Linked DNA regions of Homo sapiens: region 2 is linked to region 1. A link is an interaction called in ENCODE POLR2A ChIA-PET data of the cell type or tissue named here. Cell type or tissue: Panc1. All regions are shown on one strand. Links, peaks and the distances in the headings refer to the core of each region. The heading gives the core; the rest is flanking DNA.

Region 1 (5,395 bases), core at 1-5,000:
AGATCGCACCACTGCATTCCAGCCTGGGCGACAGAGCGAGAGACTCTGTCTCAAAAAAAAAAAAAAAAAAGTGGTAACTCATGTTTAATGGTGGAAAAAGTATATTCCTGAAGAACAAATGCTTTGTCTTTAACAGGTGAGGGGAATGACGTGTGCCTCCTGCGTACATAAAATAGAGTCTAGTCTCACAAAACACAGAGGGATCCTATACTGCTCCGTGGCCCTGGCAACCAACAAAGCACATATTAAATATGACCCAGAAATTATTGGTCCTAGAGATATTATCCATACAATTGAAGTAAGTGCCAAGAATTTATGTTTCTGTGTTCTTACCTATTTAATCAGCACTCCCGTGAATCATTTCTGGTTTGCATCAGATAGAGGCAATGAAAAAAAATCTAACTCCTTTGAACACTTCAAACAAGATCTGTCTCAAAATTTAATGTAAACGTGTCTGCATTTTTTTTTTTGGTCTTTTTCAGGAAAAGTTAGGCAAAGGTACATTTACACTATTAATCAGGAGCAAACAAGTTAGAACCACAAAACACTTAAAATATTTAGAAAATGGAAATAAAGTATAATTTGTTATAAATAAGATTCATATTAGTTACTAAGAAAGTGAAGGATCCTGCTTGATGGCTTTTTGTTTGTTAGGTCAAAACAAAAGACCTATTTTTAAGTTAAAGTAAGAAATTTAAAAGACTAAACCCAGCTGGACATAGTGGCTCATGCCTATAATCTCAGCATTTTGAGAGGCCTAGAGGGCACAATCACTTGAGGCCAGGAGTTCAAGACCATCCTGGGCAATGTAGCGAGACCCTGTCTCTGCAACAAAAATTAAAATAACTAGCCAGGTGTGGTGCCACGCACCCATAGTATTAATCACACGAGAAGCAGAGGTAGGAGGATTGCTTAAGTCCAGGAGTTGAAGGTTACTGTGAGAGAGACCTTGTCTCTAAAACAAACAAACAAACAAACACAATCCTTTCTTTGTGACAGATTCATCCTGTGTTCTTCAATAAGTCTTAAGTGGTAATACATGTGAATGTATTTTAAAAGTTTCAGTATGCTATAGAATTGGTGTTCAAGTGATTTAAAGCATTTTATTAGTTCAGTTAAGATCCTATTTGTATAGATGACATTATCATTACCATTTTTGTGAAACTAGTTTTACTGAGTACCTGCTATGTGCCAGTTACCAAGATTGCAAAGCTTCAACCCTTAATTCCCACAGCAATGTGGTCATATTCATTTTGGAGGTGAGGAAACCCAGGTTAAGAGAAGTTAAGTTACTTATCCAAAGTCACATAGCTAATAACTGTCATAACTGGGATTTGAGCCTAATTACTCTGACTCCAAAAGCTCATGCTTGTTCTATTCACTGTGCACTGCCAACAAATGTAAGATGGCAGCATTTCCCCTAGCAGTTGGAAATGTAATGTGTATTACTATCTATGGTCAGATAAGTCTTGCTTAGGGGTAGTTTCCTTTTTATACTTTGTTTTATTGGGGAAAATGATTTTTGTTCATGTTCTTTTTCTGATAAAACAAGACTAAATACTGCATATGCAAGGCCTTGAATAATATGTTTAGTATGGTGCTAGCTTTTTTTTTTTTTTTTTTTTTTTTTTGGAGACAGAGTCTCACTCTGTCGCCTGGGCTGGAGTGCAGTGGTGCGATCTCAGCTCACTGCAACCTCCGCCTCCTGGGTTCAAGCGATTCTCCTGTCTCAGCTTCCCGAGCAGCTGGGATTACAGGCACCTGCCACTATTTCCAGCTAATTTTTTGTATTTTTAGTAGAGACGGGGTTTCACCGTGTTGGCCATACTGCTCTCGAACTCCTGACTTTGTGATTTGCCCACCTTGGCCTCCCAAAGTGCTGGGATTACAGGCATGAGCCACCGTGCCCGGCCTGGTGCTAGCTTTTATGGCCTATTAATGAGAACCTCTACTGAGGACAGTTGTACTTGAGTTAAACTCTTATATATAGGATACATATTAACTAGCATTAAGGAAATATTTATTTGTTTGATGAAAGATTGGAAACAAATGCAATCAAGAGCAGGAAGCACATCTTCATCTTTGTATTCCCCAGAGTGACTTGCCCTCAGTAATTGAACTGTTCTTAATGACAATACCATGGCTTAGAATTTCTCTATACAATATTTATATGTTCAGTGAAATAATTTTTTTCTCATGAATTTCCTTAGAGCTTAGGTTTTGAAGCTTCTTTGGTCAAGAAGGATCGGTCAGCAAGTCACTTAGATCATAAACGAGAAATAAGACAGTAAGTACTTTGGAGTGTCAGTAAAAAACAGATTTTGACTCCTTATTACAAATTTTTTTTTGCATGTCAGTTTTTATAATATCATCCTTATACTGGATGAAATGGTCACAATGTATATCTCTCTGTAGTATGTAGAATCTTTACCCATTAGCTATTTATGACCATGATTTTTCTTTTTTTATTTTTTCCATATAAGATGGAGACGGTCTTTTCTTGTGAGTCTGTTTTTCTGTATTCCTGTAATGGGGCTGATGATATATATGATGGTTATGGACCACCACTTTGCAACTCTTCACCATAATCAAAACATGAGTAAAGAAGAAATGATCAACCTTCATTCTTCTATGTTCCTGGAGCGCCAGATTCTTCCAGGATTGTCTGTTATGAATTTGCTGTCCTTTTTATTGTGTGTACCTGTACAGGCAAGTGAATTGTTAGCAAATATATTTGTTAATAATAAAAAATAAGCAAAATTTGGCAGGCAAGGTTTATTTTCAGCTACAAAACTGATGTTAGCTAGAAGTCTGATCATTTTATGCCATATGCTTTACAAAAATAATCTTCAACTGGGTAGTTATTTAAGTTGATAATAGATGCCATTTAACCCCTAAGAAAGAGTTCAAGTTTTTTGGGTTTGGTATTTATATCTGCTACTGTATATAACTTTATTTTATTTTTAAATTTTTATTTATCTATTTTTTTTTTTTTAGAGATGGGGTTTTGCTCTGTCACCCAGGCTGGAATGCAGTGGTGTAAGCACAGCTCACTGTGGTCTTGAACTCCTGGGCTCAAGCATTCCTTCTGCCTCAGCATTCTGAGTAGCTGGGACTTCCAGGCACTAGCCACTGCACCCAGCTCAATGACTTTATTTTTGTTATTTCTTCCTGGCACTTCAGTTCATTACTTTCTGTATGTTTTAAACTCTTTTTTCGAGATAAACTTTTACTTTGGAATAGAATACTTCTATCAAATAAATCTTTTCCTTTATCTGATCCTTATAAAAGGCAATAATGATTTTAAAAAACATCTTAGTTTCTCTGTTTTAATGAAATAAGCTTTCCAGTTATATTTACCAACAAAAACGGCCAACAGATTTCGTAGCTTGTGATATACCAGTTAGTTTGAGTTTTGGAAAGATGGGTGAGTTTTATACAAAAAAATCCTTGAGAAAATGTAATTCCTTTCTTAGTTCTTGTTTTTGCTAGCCTCAGAAAGAAAAATCTGCTTGGTGTGATGGCTCATGCCTATAATCCCAGCTACTTGGGAGGCTGAGGCAGGAGGATTGCTTGAGGCCAGGAGTTTGAGACCAGCCTGGGCAACATATCAAGACTGTCTCTTAAAAAAAAAAAAAAAAAAAAGGAAGAAATATCTGATTTTCCTTGTATTATGGAATATCCATTGGATCATAGATGATAGCCCCACAGGCTTGTGCAGCAATTTGAATACCTCCCTCTGCATGTACATCTATTGAAATACAAACACGATTGTTTTGGCTTAATCTCCCTTTAGTGTTTATGGATTAGCTAAAAGCCAAAGAAAGTGACTATTGATACTTTAAGTTATTGAGATATATATGTGAATTTCAGCATTTTTTAAAATTCAATGATTATCATTCCTATATTGCAGTTTTTCGGAGGCTGGTACTTCTACATTCAGGCTTATAAAGCACTGAAGCATAAGACAGCAAATATGGACGTACTGATTGTGCTGGCAACCACCATTGCATTTGCCTACTCTTTGATTATTCTTCTAGTTGCAATGTATGAGAGAGCCAAAGTGAACCCTATTACTTTCTTTGACACACCCCCTATGCTGTTTGTGTTTATTGCACTAGGCCGATGGCTGGAACATATAGCAAAGGTAAAGTAAGAAAGGGTGACATTTGTTAAAATGTTGGGTGGATAAATGACCTTAGTATTTTTTAGGCCAATCATTGGAAATACATGCTTTTATGTAGTTAACCATTTACTGAAAGACGTATTTTCATTTTGGCAATATTTTAAGTTAAATATCAGTTTAGAAGATTTACCAAATATGGAATTAATACTGTAGATAGTACAGTATGTCTGTTTATTTTAAGAGAGACAAATGAGAAATACTTATCACTTATTTACTTACATTATTAATTGAAAAATTGACATGACCACATGGTTTAAAATAATGATAGAAAAAATTCACCCATATTCCCTTGCTATAATGTAAATCATTTTCTAATTCCATTCTACATACCTTTCTACTTAACAGAGTTGCAAATGTAGTATTCATACTACTTTGTACCCTTAACACTATAAAGTTTTTCACCATTTTTGCAGTCTAGATTATTATCTAATATTTCTGACTAAGTCTGTCACATCAGTTTGCTTTAATTTAATAAACCATTCAGGTGTTTTTCACCATTAGATTGTTTCTAATTTTTTATTTTTAGATAATCCTGCATTGAACATACTCATGTCTAATAGTCATTTCCATTGAGCTAATATCTTAGAAGACATTACAAAGGATGTGTTTACTGGGTTAAAGGGCATAAATATTTCTCTGGTTCATGGTACAAGTTGTAACAGTTTTTGCCAGCAGGGGTATGTCAGTGAAGTATTTTTACTACAACTTCACCAGCATTGCATCCCCCCCACAAATTCTTTCTAAGTTAATAGACATTAAATGGTATTACAGGGTAACTTTAGTTTGTGTTTCTTCCATTAATGGTGGGGATAAACATTTTTTCATCATCGGATGTTTATATTTCCTTTTGAATGATTTGCTTATATATGTCCTTTGCCTGTGTGTTTATTGGGTTCATGTTTTTCTTATTAATTTATATAATTTCTTCATAAATTATACCTAATAATACTTTTAAAATATTTTGTGTACTTTTAGGCTGGGCGCGGTGGCTCATGCCTGTAATCCCAGCGCTTTGGGAGGCCGAGGTGGGTGGATCACGAGGTCAGGAGTTTGAGACCGGCCTGGCCAACATGGTGAACCCCATCTCTACTAAAAATACAAAAATTAGCCAGGCATGGTGGCGCGCGTCTGTAATCCCAGCTACTCGGGAGGCTGAGGCAGGAGAATTGCTTGAACCCAGGAGGCAGGGGTTGCAGTGAGCCGAGATCA
Region 2 (5,395 bases), core at 188-5,187, 72 kb before region 1:
TGCAGTCTGTGTTCTCCAGGCTGGACTTGAACTCCTGGCCTCAAGCCATCCTCTTACCACAGCCTCCTGAATAGCTGGGACTACAAGTATGTGCCACTGTGCCCAGCTGCAAATCACATTTTTGACAAAGACTTGTATCCATAATAAACTTTTAAAAGCCTCCAAATTTAACAATGAGGAAACAACCAAATAACAAAATGGGTAAAAGATGTGAATAGGCACTTCACCTAGAAGATATGAAAATAGCAAATAAAGGAAATGCAGATTAGGCAGATGAAAATTAAAACCAAAATAACAATTATAACAAATGTACCACTCTGGTATGTGATGTTGCTAACGAGGGAGGTTGTATGTATATGGTGGTAGGAGGTATTTGTGAAATCTCTGTACTTTCTGCCCAATTTTGTTGTGATCCTAAACATCATCTATAAATAAAATTAAAGTGAGATACCACTGTACACTTAAAGCGGAAATACCAGTTGTTGGCAAGTGTGCAGAGCAACTGGAACTTTTATACGTTTCTGATGGGAATACAAAATGATACTGCCACTTTGGAAAACAGTTTGCCAGCAGTTTCTTATGAAATTAAACCTGTATCTCCAATATGACTCAGCAATCCTACTTCTAGATATCTCTCCAAGAGAAATGAAAACCTGTGTTTACACAAAAACCTGTATATCAATGTTTATAGTAGCATTGTTCAGCATTAGTCACTAAAAATTGGAAACAACCCAGTTCTTTCAACTGGTGAAAAAGATGAATAGATTGTTGTATTTTTATACCATGGAATATACTCCTTGATTCGTGCAATAACAGATTAATCTTAAAATGCATTTTGCTAGGTGAAAGACACCAGATACAAAAGGCTATGTATCATTTCATTTATCCACTTATATGAATAATCATTCCATTTATATAAAAATCTGAAAAAGCAAAACTATAGGGAGGAAAACAGTGGATGCCAGGGTTTGGGGGTATAGGGAAGTATTGGTTATAAAATAAAGGCATGGCATGAGGGATTTTGGAGGTGATGGGATGGTTCTCTCTCTCTCTCTCTCTCTCACACACACACACACACACACACATACACACACACACACACCCCACTACCCCTCTCTCTCTCGCCAATTGTCACCAAATTGATGGGCATGTTGTCAGTGTTAATATTTGGTCTGGTGTACTAATTACCACCCCTCCCAAAATCTATATTATCAGCTTGGTAGCATATATAGTACAATTTCATTAAAGAAAATAAATGATGATTTATTAACTAATATGTCACATGAAAAGTCATAGAATGTGTATTTTAGTTTAAAAATATGGGTATGGATATACACACACACATTTATTTATCGTAAGCGTCTTACTTTACTGGAATTTGCTGGTTATACCAGATAAACTTTTTCCACTGCTTGAGCTTTCAGTAGACCATTGTGCAAGTTAATGATAAATTTCGTGAGCATAACACCTACTTAAGTTTCTCAGAATCTGTTACAGAAAAGCATTTATCTTGCGGTTCAGGCAGCCTGGGATGGAAGGTAAATGCTTTCTTTTTATAAGTATCCTGAAATTTCAAGTGTAATAGGGAACAAGATATTAACATAAATTTTCAAAAGGCCTCATTCAGTTCTAGTTCCTTTTTTTTCTTTACAAACTTAAATCTCTTCATAACCATCAGATGCCATACCACCCTTGTGAAACAGTCTGCTAGAACTAGACATGTCTCAGGATTCTTAGAGGACTGGGGTAACCAAAGTGGGATTTGAACTTGTTTGAGGAATATACATGGGTAGTGAGCTGAACCTTTTAATTCCTAGAATTTATGGGTTTAACACTACAAGGGTTGTCACCCTGTTTATTTCTGTAAATAATTAAGGCATGTTTATTGTAGAAAACTTCACAATGCACAGCACAGATTATAAGAGTACTACCAGGATTATTACTCCTAAGATAACTGTTTATTTAGTTTTCCAAACTTTGCTACGTAGGTATATACATGTGTGTCTGTCCATGTCTCCTTTTAAAAACAACAAAAAAACCTCATTTTAATATTCAATATATTATTGACTGTCTTTGTATGTGAGAAAATTTAAATATAATAGTTGTGTATTCTACTGAATATATGGAATATTATTTATTTTACCAATTCCCATTTTATTAGTCTTTTAACTTATATCCACTTATTTTGGCTGGGCGTGGTGGCTCACACCTGTAATCCTAGCACTTTGGGAGGCCGAGGCAAGTGGACAACTTCAGTCCAGGAGTTCGAGATCAGCCTGGCCAACATGGCAAAACCCTGTCTCTACTAAAAATACAAAGAATTAGCTGGGTGTGGTGGTGTGTGCTTGTAATCCCAGCTACTCAGGAGGCTGAGGCACGAGAATTACTTGAACTTGGGAGGCGGAAGTTGCAGTGAACTGAGATTGCACCACTGCACTCCAGCCTGGGTGACAGAGCAAGACACTGTCTCAAAAAAAAAAAAAGTACATATATCCACTTATTTTTGCTCTGATGAATATTCCTATATTAGTATCTTTGAGTATCTTTCCATTATCCCTCCATTTATTTCCTTAGGATATATTCCTGAAAGCAGTATGGCCGGGTCAGAGAGTGGCACTTTTTAAAAACTTATTTTTTATTATCAAAGTAGTATATATGCTCATAGTAATGAGAAGACACAAGGTGCAAAAAGGTACAAGGTAAACAGAAAATGCTCTGACTTAACAGTTCCCCTCTCAGAGGAACTGTAAAATAAACAGATATACATTTACATTAATTTATACATTCTATAGAAAATTCATGTGTGTTAGATGATATATTTGTTTTCTTGAAACATCCACTCTAATTACAGAGTTTACTAAGGTTACAGAGTTAATATAGAGAGGTATTAGAGAGTTTAATAAGGTTGGCAGTTAAATATATCAAAATTATGCAGTTATACAATTATATCACATATACACCAACAATAATCATCTAGACAATATAATGAAAAAAGCTCTTATTCGTATATATCTTCTTATTAAGTTTATTCCTTAGTATTTTTTTTTGTTTTTTGGGGGGGACCCCCCAAAAACAAAAAAATACTAAGGAATAAATTTAAGAAATGTGCAGTAAGATTCAATATTGTAAAAAGAGGTTAACTCTATTTAAGTTAGTCTATAAATTTAAGAGATTTTGATGGAGGGAGGATCTGACACAATGATGTTAAGGTTCATATGAAAGAGTAAATATTTGAAAACACACAGAGAAATTCTGAAAAAGAAGGATGACAAGGGGGATGTGCCTTATTAGACAAAAAAATGCATTAAAATGTACAACAATTTTAAAAAGTAACATTGTACCTAATATATTGTACACTTAAATATGTGTTAAGAGGGTAACTCTCATGGTAAGTGTTTTTACTCCAATAAATAAAATTTTAAAGAATTTCTTCATCCCCCCTCCAAAAGTACTGGCACCAAAATAGAATAACAAATCAATGCAAGAAAACATCCAGAAAGAGACCCCCAAATAAAAATTTAGTATACTGTATATTTAATAGTGGTAGCTTTTCAGGTAGATGAGGAAAGAGTGGCTTACTTAACAAATGGCATTGGGACAATCAGTTAATGATTTTGAAGAAAAAAAGTTAGTTTCTTATGTTATATACTTAAACTAAAATAAATTCTAGATGAGTTAAGGATGTAAATGTAAAGTACAAAAGGTACTAGAAGAGAGTGTAAGTTGAGGTAAGGAAGGCCTTCCAAAGCCTGACACCAAAGGCATGGTACTTAAAAATTAAAAAACCCCACAAACAGATAAAAGATAAACAAGAAACTTAAAAAAGACTAACAATATGTGACAGGTAAATGATGAATATCTTTAATATGCAAAGATCTCTTACCTATCTGTAACAAAAAAGGTAAACACCCAAAATAAAAATGCACAATGGAAGTAAACAGGCAGTTCACAAATGAAGAATACAAATGGTCAAAAAATCTCACAAAGTTATTGGAGATAAAAAACAGATGATCATTTTTCACATAACAGATTGACAAAGCTTAAAAAGAATTTTCATAGTACCTGATAAAAGTGTGGCTAGACACTTTCCTATACTGCTAGTGTAAGTGTGAAATGATATCTTTCCAGAGGGTAATTTACAGTATGTATCACAAGCCTTAAGAAGTACTATTTATATTTAGAACATGTGGAAAAATAAAAAATAAATAAGTACTATTTATATATGTTGTTAGTGGGTATATAAATTGATACAGTTTTTCTGGAGGGCAGTTTGGAACTATTTATCAAAGTTTAGAATGTACATGCCCTTTGTCCTAGCAATAACACTTCCAGGAATTTTATCTAAAAGATATGCTCATGAAGATGTATATACAAGGATATTCATTGAAGCAGGGTTTATAATAGCACAAAACTGAAAACAACCTAAATGTTAATCAAAAAGGAACTAATTAAATAAAATATAGCATATCCACATAAGGGAATATTACAACCATTTTATAAAATGGTACGTTTATCTATCTTCTTTGGGGATAGTTCAGTTTTGTTTTTTATTGTGGAGGTCTATATGTCCTTAAAATTTTTTTTTCTTTTTAATAATTAGAGATGAGGTCTCACTATGTTGCCCAGGCTGGTCTTGAACTCCTGGCCTCAAGTGATCCTTGGCTTCTCAAAGTGCTGCGATTACAGGCATGAGTCACTGCACCTGGCAGGAGGTTTATATGTCTTGATACAAGGTGTAAAAGATATGTTAAATGGAAAATGCAAGGTGCAAAATAGTACATATAGTATGATCCCATGTGTGTAAAGAAGAAAAAATAGGGAAGATGGGCATTACAGAGGCTTTAAAATGCACTGGGAATAATAAAGTTTTCATTTTTATCTTTAGAGTATAGTTCATGAGTGAATTCTTTTCCATTTTTTTTCCCAGTTATCTTAAAAGCTCTGTTGATTGTGGATCTGAGAACTAACATCACATGTTATAAAATCCAAATAGAAAATATATTTAAATTATTAGACAATTTAAAGCTTATGAGAACATAAGAATAAAATTACTGCATTCCTTTGCTTATTAATTAAGTATATCACACTAACAGAATTTATTTCTGTGGGAACAATGTTAACTCATAGGACCCAGATGGAAATGATATGCCAGGGTAGAGATTCAGATCTTTGAGCCTTTTGAGTAGATTTTTCTCAGAAAAAGAAAGATGTTCTCTCAGGTTTACTATTTTTAGGCAGATTGAGATGACCATATTGTCTTAGTTATCCAGGCAGTCTGACCTCTAAGACCTCTAACGTTATTTTGCCCAATGCAGATTGATTGGTATTTGTTGTTGTTGGATTGAGTCTAAAAAAGAATATTTTCTCAACTCCAAACCATCATATTATCTTCTAA

What was found. Peaks named below come from ENCODE experiments on the same cell type or tissue, not always from the same donor. Only the 100,000 strongest peaks of a DNase experiment are listed, where the experiment ranks them.
Region 2: POLR2A ChIA-PET joins it to region 1 with 6 read pairs; 3 of 35 experiments call an interaction of 5 or more read pairs at or near these places.

What each region holds. Positions count from the first base shown.
Region 1 is chrX:78,008,966-78,014,360 of GRCh38, forward strand. ATP7A (ATPase copper transporting alpha) reads left to right here. Exons shown (of 23, transcript NM_000052.7): 7 at 137-298; 8 at 2,211-2,287; 9 at 2,484-2,709; 10 at 3,914-4,147. Among named protein-coding and RNA genes, the nearest start is that of PGAM4, 42 kb to the left of the region's middle. In Panc1, for the core only: no CTCF peak of the experiment used is centred there; no DNase peak of the experiment used is centred there.
Region 2 is chrX:77,936,827-77,942,221 of GRCh38, forward strand. The region is part of intron 1 of ATP7A (ATPase copper transporting alpha); the gene reads left to right. Among named protein-coding and RNA genes, the nearest start is that of ATP7A, 29 kb to the left of the region's middle. In Panc1, for the core only: no CTCF peak of the experiment used is centred there; no DNase peak of the experiment used is centred there; H3K27ac peaks cover 1,551 bases.